2 separate regions of the Homo sapiens genome follow, and region 2 is linked to region 1. A link is a contact called in ENCODE Hi-C or POLR2A ChIA-PET data. All regions are on one chromosome and are shown on one strand. Each heading gives the region's core, a stretch centred on a gene start or an enhancer-like site at or near the end of the contact. The rest is flanking DNA. Distances are from core to core; before and after follow the strand shown.

The links. A loop is a pair of places that touch in the nucleus more often than their neighbours do. ChIA-PET counts read pairs that join two places held with the same protein, here RNA polymerase II (POLR2A). Pooled maps may share reads with other maps.
Region 2: a loop to region 1 is called in a map of sigmoid colon, with 10 times the contacts of the local background. The contact joins the enhancer-like site here to the promoter of GADD45G in region 1. A Hi-C loop is called at or near these places in 7 of 168 maps with a recorded cell type or tissue (CD4-positive, alpha-beta memory T cell, OCI-LY7, dorsolateral prefrontal cortex and 4 more) and 14 of 50 pooled maps. POLR2A ChIA-PET finds 5 or more read pairs at or near these places in 5 of 52 experiments (H1, MCF 10A, RWPE1 and 2 more).

Annotation. Positions count from the first base shown.
Region 1 is chr9:89,602,616-89,606,456 of GRCh38, forward strand. It overlaps GADD45G (growth arrest and DNA damage inducible gamma), which reads left to right and starts at 2,397. Exons shown (of 4, transcript NM_006705.4): 1 at 2,397-2,559; 2 at 2,817-2,918; 3 at 3,052-3,265; 4 at 3,354-3,841. The coding sequence starts at 2,507. The coding sequence ends at 3,464. It overlaps LOC105376139 (a long non-coding RNA gene), which reads right to left and starts at 2,401. Exons shown (of 2, transcript XR_930105.3): 1 at 125-2,401. RefSeq lists an enhancer at 1,208-2,106 and a silencer at 1,717-1,766.
Region 2 is chr9:89,890,393-89,894,422 of GRCh38, forward strand. No RefSeq gene overlaps it. Among named protein-coding and RNA genes, the nearest start is that of MIR4290, 130 kb to the right of the region's middle. Within about 2 kb of position 1,304, at least 19 of the 41 ENCODE cell types and tissues checked have a DNase peak (open chromatin) inside an H3K27ac peak, as active enhancers do; they include dorsolateral prefrontal cortex, sigmoid colon and transverse colon, where a contact is called at or near this core.

The DNA of each region.
Region 1 (3,841 bases), core at 1,147-3,646:
CCCAGCACTTTGGGAGGCCGAGGTGGGTGGATCACGAGGTCAGGAGTTTGAGACCAGCCTGGCCAACATGGTGAAACTCTGTTTCTACTAAAAATACAAAAATTAGCCCGGCGTGGTGGCGCACCTGTAGTCCCAGCTACTCGGGAGGCTGAAGCAGAAGGATCGCTTGAACCCGGGAGGCGGAGGTTGCAGTGAGCCGAGATTGTGCCACCGCACTCCAGCCTGGGCAACCGAGCGAGACTCCGTCTCAAAAAAGAAAAGAAAAGAAAAGAAAAGTTTAATAGTTTTAAAAGAGTAATACCTATATTCCAATCACTTAAAATTAACATATTTTATCCAATCAAGGCATATCATCATTTTATACATCAAGAAAGAAAAGAAACTAGCGAACAAACGGGGCATAATGCCGCCTGGCTCCGCTTCCCCCTCCCCTCTCCCCCCGTCCTTAGGAGACACCTCTGGAGTTCAGAAATGCTAGGAGAGCAAGCTCTTCATTCTTAGAATCCAGGAAGGGCCGGGCTTTTGCAGCTCTCCTCTGCCAGGAAGCCGCTGGGGGGCGCAAGACGCCAGCTTCTCACCTTGGCAGAAGTGCCTGCCTGCAAGCGCAGAATGGAAACTTCCCCATAACAAATTCAGAAGTACCTTGTACATTCACCACCCACCTGAAGAAAGCCTGAATGAAAGGAACAAAGCCACGGCGTTGTTTACTTTCCCATTATCGCCCCAGTCTTGCGGCAGGGCCCGGGTTTCCATCCAATCCACCCGGCCCGCCACTGTCCTGGCCAGTCTCCAAGGCTTCACCCAAAAAAAGGAAGCAATGAGGTGTCCCCCAGCGCGCCTTTTCACGTAGCACAGAAGGTGCTCAGTGGGTGAATCCTCTGAAAGTGCCAGCGTGTATGGTCAAACGGCAGCAACCTCTAGCCTATTAAACTCTCCCAAGATCTCTTCCAGACTTATTCCATTGCCGGAAAAAAGGCTTTTTACATATGCGCATTTAAGTAATTAAGATATTTCAACATGGTATAAGACGTAGGGGCTCTTACTCCATCAGTACTGGATGGGAATTTCCTTTTGCCCTCTACTCCCCAGGGTAACTGCAGTCCCACCTGAATGCGTTTTGCAGCCCTTACTCGGGTTCTATTTATGCGCAGCTTGGACAGGGCTCACTGGGCCCGGCCGGGCAGCTCCGTGGCCGTCCCTCTCCACCGCCCTTCCCCCGCGCCAGGCCAATGCAAGGGTGTGTGTGTTGGGGGGAGGGGAGGACAAAAGGGGTTCAGGATCTTTTTAACCTGCCTGCAGATGGCGCCCCGGGAAAGATTCCGAGCTGCATTACCTAAGCTCCAGGGGCTGCAGCCGCGGGGTCCCGGCCACAGGGCGTCCAGCCGCGAAGACTGCACAGCAGCTCTCCGTCCTTCCCAACTCGCGCGGCTGTTCGGCACCCGTGCGAGGAACGGATGGAAGGGAATTACTTGTAGCAGGGCCAGTACTGGGGGCGTGCACTCAGGGACCACGGAGTGGCACTCAGCCTCGACCCCACGCGCCAGGCAGCCCGGCGACCCCCACGCGCGGCGGGGTCCTGCCCACCCCACCCGGCGGCAGGTGGACAGTGTTGCTATGAAGAGAAAGCCTCGATTGTCCCTACAGCAAACCGCCACACGCCAGACCTCTGCTATTGTGCGCCCTCCATAGAAATGCAAACGAGCGGCGTGCGCCGGCCGCAATCTGCTCGTCCCCGCCCGCCCCCGTCTCCCGCGCCCCGCCGCGCTCGGCCAAGGGCGGGGAGGTGGGGTGGGATCTTCCAGAGACGGCTCAATGTACACATTGAGTATGCCTGGCAGGCATCACCAGCGCGCTCGGGACGCTAGTGGTCAGCTGCAGGGGGCTGTGCCCACTGCCTTTTGCAAGCCTCTAACTGGCGCTACCTGTTTTTACCTTAATTTCTGGCTCCAATGCAACAGTCTCATAGACTTCAAATTAAAGAAAAGAAACAAATAGAAAGGTAGCAATACAAAATGCAAAAAAAAATCCCTTTGCTTCTATAAAGGTGCTTTTCGCAAATTGCAGCATCATATAAGCAAACAAGGTTTTTGTGGGTTGGGTTTTTTCTTTTTTTTTTTTTTTTACTTTTTCCTTTTAAGGACTTCAAAAAAAAAAAAAAGCCAGGCGAGATGAAATCTGCAGGCTCCAGTCTGCCTGGTAACACCCCAACAAAAGCGGCAGATTTGAGGCATTGTCATCCCCCGCACCCCTCCCCACGTGGCCTTCTGGCACGAGCCGCTGGCTCGCCGCCTCATTTACATCAGAAAGCGGGTGCCGGCCAATAGGCGCGCAGCCTCGCGCCAGCTGGCGGCGCCGCACCCACCAGCCTATATAAGGGCGCGCAGCGTAGTAGGGGCGCACTCGCTGGTGGTGGGCGCGCCGTGCTGAGCTCTGGCTGTCAGTGTGTTCGCCCGCGTCCCCTCCGCGCTCTCCGCTTGTGGATAACTAGCTGCTGGTTGATCGCACTATGACTCTGGAAGAAGTCCGCGGCCAGGACACAGTTCCGGAAAGCACAGCCAGGTGGGTTTCAGGGCGCTGAGAAAGCCGCTGGTCGGTCGGCGACCGTCAGGGTTTTCCAGGGTGGGAATCCGCGGGGTAGGAGGGGAGCGCGGGGGTCCGGGCGCCAGATCCCGGTTGGAGAGCCGGGGTGCAGGCGCTGAGCCGGGATTGGAGTGTGGTTGGAGTTGGGGAGCCAAGGGTGTGTGCCGGTGGCCGGGGCTGGGGTCTCCGCCGCGCCCTCCGGCCGGCTCCCGCTCACTGCGCTGGCTCCTCCGCAGGATGCAGGGTGCCGGGAAAGCGCTGCATGAGTTGCTGCTGTCGGCGCAGCGTCAGGGCTGCCTCACTGCCGGCGTCTACGAGTCAGCCAAAGTCTTGAACGTGTAAGTGTAGACGCGGCCCAGGCTGGGAGACAGGGGCGGGGGTGAATGGCGAGGAGACTGGCGGATGGGAGGGGTGGCGGCGGGAGAACTCGGCTAGCCGGTTCTGACCTAGGTCCCCGCCTTGCCCTCGCAGGGACCCCGACAATGTGACCTTCTGTGTGCTGGCTGCGGGTGAGGAGGACGAGGGCGACATCGCGCTGCAGATCCATTTTACGCTGATCCAGGCTTTCTGCTGCGAGAACGACATCGACATAGTGCGCGTGGGCGATGTGCAGCGGCTGGCGGCTATCGTGGGCGCCGGCGAGGAGGCGGGTGCGCCGGGCGACCTGCACTGCATCCTCATTTCGGTGAGTACAGTCCCGTCCTGTCCCCGCCCCAGTGTCGTTCCCGCCTCGGCCCGCGGCCAGCCAGGCTGACCCTGCTCTCTCTCCGCAGAACCCCAACGAGGACGCCTGGAAGGATCCCGCCTTGGAGAAGCTCAGCCTGTTTTGCGAGGAGAGCCGCAGCGTTAACGACTGGGTGCCCAGCATCACCCTCCCCGAGTGACAGCCCGGCGGGGACCTTGGTCTGATCGACGTGGTGACGCCCCGGGGCGCCTAGAGCGCGGCTGGCTCTGTGGAGGGGCCCTCCGAGGGTGCCCGAGTGCGGCGTGGAGACTGGCAGGCGGGGGGGGCGCCTGGAGAGCGAGGAGGCGCGGCCTCCCGAGGAGGGGCCCGGTGGCGGCAGGGCCAGGCTGGTCCGAGCTGAGGACTCTGCAAGTGTCTGGAGCGGCTGCTCGCCCAGGAAGGCCTAGGCTAGGACGTTGGCCTCAGGGCCAGGAAGGACAGACTGGCCGGGCAGGCGTGACTCAGCAGCCTGCGCTCGGCAGGAAGGAGCGGCGCCCTGGACTTGGTACAGTTGCAGGAGCGTGAAGGACTTAGCCG
Region 2 (4,030 bases), core at 54-2,553, 290 kb after region 1:
GACGCGGGCCGAGGCATGGCCTCCAGTGGCAGGTGTCCTGCTGGAGACACACTTCAGCTGGTGTCAGCATCAGAAACTCTGATTGTCCAAACTCTGGAGTCATTAGAAGAGCAAACGGCCAGCCATGGAGGCTTCTGCAGTGTGAGCTTCCAGCCCGGGTGGCATGGCTATTTCCAAAGTAAATAAGCAAACCTCTTGTGCCAGGGTTATGAAGTTTTTAATAGATAAGCTGGGAATTGGGAGCCCCTGGAAGGCCCCGCTCCAGTGCTGGGGAGCCCTTCTCTGGCATCTGCCTCTCAGGTTGCTCTGCCTTATCCTCAGGGTTCTCCTGCACCCGGGGCCAGAGAGCCTTGCCTGCCACGGGCAGGGCCCTTCCCCACACGCTGGTCCTGCACCAGCTCAGGCCAAACTTGACCACAGTGTTGTGCTAGGTGCCCAGGAGAGCAGGCAGGATGGCGTGAATGCCCCCCAAGCTGACTGTGGAACTTGGAAGGACAAGCCACTGCGCCTGACTTTGCCGCCCTCAGGGAGGACGTCGGGGTGTTTGCCCATGGGCTTGCTCCACTGGGGGTGTTGTCACACATTCTGATGCCCCTGAGCCCCTTGGCTCCTGGTTGAGTGGCTCACTGGGCATGACAGTGGACTCAGAGCCCATTGGTACATGAGGGACCCTCCTCCAGGCTCAGGTGCCAGTTCTACTGGCACCTTGACCTACACAGTGCCGGGTGGCTTGGGCGGTGGTAAGGAAAGATTATGAGCAGCACAGTCCTTTACAAAATGCAACGCGGCGTTACCCAGATATCTTACTGAGAATTAAAATGTAAAATTTCTTCATTTCAAATTTAATATTGTAACTAAAAGTCCTTTCCAGGACCAGGATTTCCACTGGTTGTGCCCTGGTGATCGTAGGAGTATTTCCATATCTGATCACTCACAATGCTCGCCTGGCTGGGAGGCCCAGTTCCAGTGCCCTCCCGCAGGGACAGGGAGGACAGGTGGGTGGGGCCTCGTATCTGGCTGGACCTGGAGGGGCTGGCCATGAGAAGGGAGGCTGGCCACAGGGCCCACCCGGCTCTTGTCTGGGGATGATGTGGTGGAGGCCATGGTCTGTTCTATCAGCTTGTGGGAGGTTTGGGGCAGGACAGGGGAGATAGGCATTCAAGGACCATGGCAATCTCTGGAGAAGGCATTCACAGGGCCCATGGCCTCCAGCCATTTGATCGTGATATTCTGGCTTGTGGGGAAAAGTAAAACTCAGAGGACAGCAAGTAGCCAAGGCTTTGAATGGGTCTGTGGCCAAGCTCAGGCTAAGATCCCTGGTACGTCATGCTGCTCCTGTTTGCTGGGGGCCTTGGCCCTGCCTCCACCGTCAGGGGTCACCCTGCTTGGCTGGCCTTACTGTACTTGGCCTGGAACTGTGTATAGGGAGATTGAAGCCAGAGCACACTTCTTGCAGCCTTTTCCTTCAAGCTTTTGAAGAAAATAACTTTTTACAGATGGGCCTTGGCCAGGGACAGAAGCATGTTTTGTGTTAAAACAATGGTTGCATTTTCCCCAGGAAACAGCGCCAAGTTACCAGGCCACTTTGCCTTGGCAGGGCCTCCTATCCCAGGGTGGACTCTGGCCCACACCAGGGCTGTGTCTCCATCACCCTGTCATGGCAAGAAAAAGAGAAAACACCCAAGACGTGAAGCAGGCTTGCCTGCTCCTACCTGCCCTGCAAGCTTGTCTCTGCCCCAAGCCCCCAACCCTGTCCCCTGAGCTTCTCTTTACCCCAGACTTGGCTCTTGTCCTGGTGAGAGTGTGCTCTCTGAGCCCCAGAGAGTGAGTGGCATTCAGAGAGTGTCTGAGGACACAGAATTATGAAATCATACTTGGGAAACCACCCAGAGGCAAGCGCTTGGAAAGACTCCTGTTTTTATTTCTTCCCCCGCTCTACCTCTATATAATAGTCTTATGTTATTTTCTCTTTATAGTTTGAGACAGCAGCATCAATCCATGCAAAGTCCCATTTATTTCCAATACCCTATTCCTGTTTCAACTCCATTTTCCAGAGGCCGTCATGCTCATATGCTATGCACTATAAATGTGTAAGTATCCTTGCTAAGTGGTGTTTTGTACATTTACATTACCTTTTTTTTTTTGAGATGGAGTTTTGCTCTTGTTGCCCAGGCTGGAGTGCAATGGCATGATCTCGGCTCACTGCAACCTCCGCCTCCCGGGTTCAAGTGATTCTCCTGCCTCAGCCTCCCGAGTAGCTGGGATTACAGGCATGCACCACCACGCCCGGCTAATTTTGTTTTTTCAGTAGAGACGGGGTTTCTCCATGTTGGTCAGGCTGATCTCGAACTCCCGACCTCAGTTGATCCGCCTGCCTTGGCCTCCCAAAGTGTTGGGATTACAGGTGTGAGCCACCGCGCCTGGCCTACATTGCTTTTTAATCCATGTAGAATGTAAATACTATGCTTCTTTTTCTGCTCCTTCCTGTGTACGTAGTCACCGTGTGTGTGCGTGTTCTTGTGTGTGTGTATGTCACTGTTGGCTGTCCGTACATCTAGCTGTTGCTTCTGACATAGTCTGCATCACCCACACTTTGCTAATCCATTCCCCTCCACTGCCACTGACAATGCAGTCATGAAAGTCTGCAAAGATGTCTCATGTAGACCTGTTGGTGAAGGCTCCAGAAGAGGAAGCCACCCCAGAAGTGGAGTTGCTGGCTCAGTGCTAAACACGATTGGTTTTCTAAGCAATGCCTGGCTGCTTTCAGCAACACTTGTGGCTTTGTTCATGAGTATGGCAACTTCCATTTTCACTAATCTTTTATTGGTGTCACTCAGTGTATTCGTGGCTTTGCCAATCTGAGGTGTGTATAGGTCCAAAGTGCTATCTCCCTGCTCTCGTAATTCGCACGTCTCCTATTAACAGTGATTTTGAACATCTCTGAGTACACTTGTTGGTGATTTGGCCATCTTCACTTCTGAATTGCTTATTGGTATCTTTTGGTCATTTGTAGACACTCCTTGTATATCCCAGGTGTACCCAGTCAGTTTTACATATTACATATATCTTCTGCTATCTGTTTTCCACAGAAAAACAGTTTGAATGAATGTGCGAATTCTGTTAGAACACCGCATGTGAGGTTCATAACAGGAGCAAAGCAAAGGTCTCCATTTCTGTTGTTGTTGATACACATTTGATGTGTAACTATTAGTGTGAGCTTAGTCATCACATTATTCAATTCATGTATCTTTGCTTACTTTATGAATCCTCATTCTATCTGTTTTGAGAGGGGTGTTATATTAATTTTACTAGATAGCCATGTAGGTTTGAGGCTGTATCACCAGATCTCTACATACTTAATTCTTTCACATTTTATTTTGAGATAATAGTTGCAGATTGACATGCAGTTTTAAGAATTAATACAGATTCCACATACCCTACACTCAAGTTCTCTAATAGTTACATCTTGCATAACTTTAGTACAATATCACAACCAGGAAATTTATATTGAAACAATCCATTGACTTTATTCAGATTTCACCAGTTGTATGTGTAAGTGTGTGTGTTTAGTTCTATGCAATTTTATCACATGTGCAGATTTGTGTGACTACCCCACAATCAAAGTACAAAACAGTCCCATCCCCACAGGAATTCCTCATACTACTCTGCTACAGCCCTTCTTCCTTTCCCGCCTCCGCCCAGCCTCTGGCAACCACTCATCTGTTCTCCATCTCTATAATTTTGTCAGTTCAAGAATGTTACATAAATGGAATCATACAGTATGTAACCAAAGATTGGCTTTTTCACTCAACATAATTCCCTTGAGACTCATCAAGTTATTTTGTATATGAATAGTTCATTGCCTTTTATTGCTCATTAGTATTCCATAGTATAGATGGACCATGGTTTAACGACCCACTCACTAAAGAACATCCAGATTGTTTCTGGTTTTGGATGATTACAAATAAAGCAAAGATTCTGGTACATGTTTTTGGGTGAACACACATTTTCATTTCTCTGAGATAAAGGC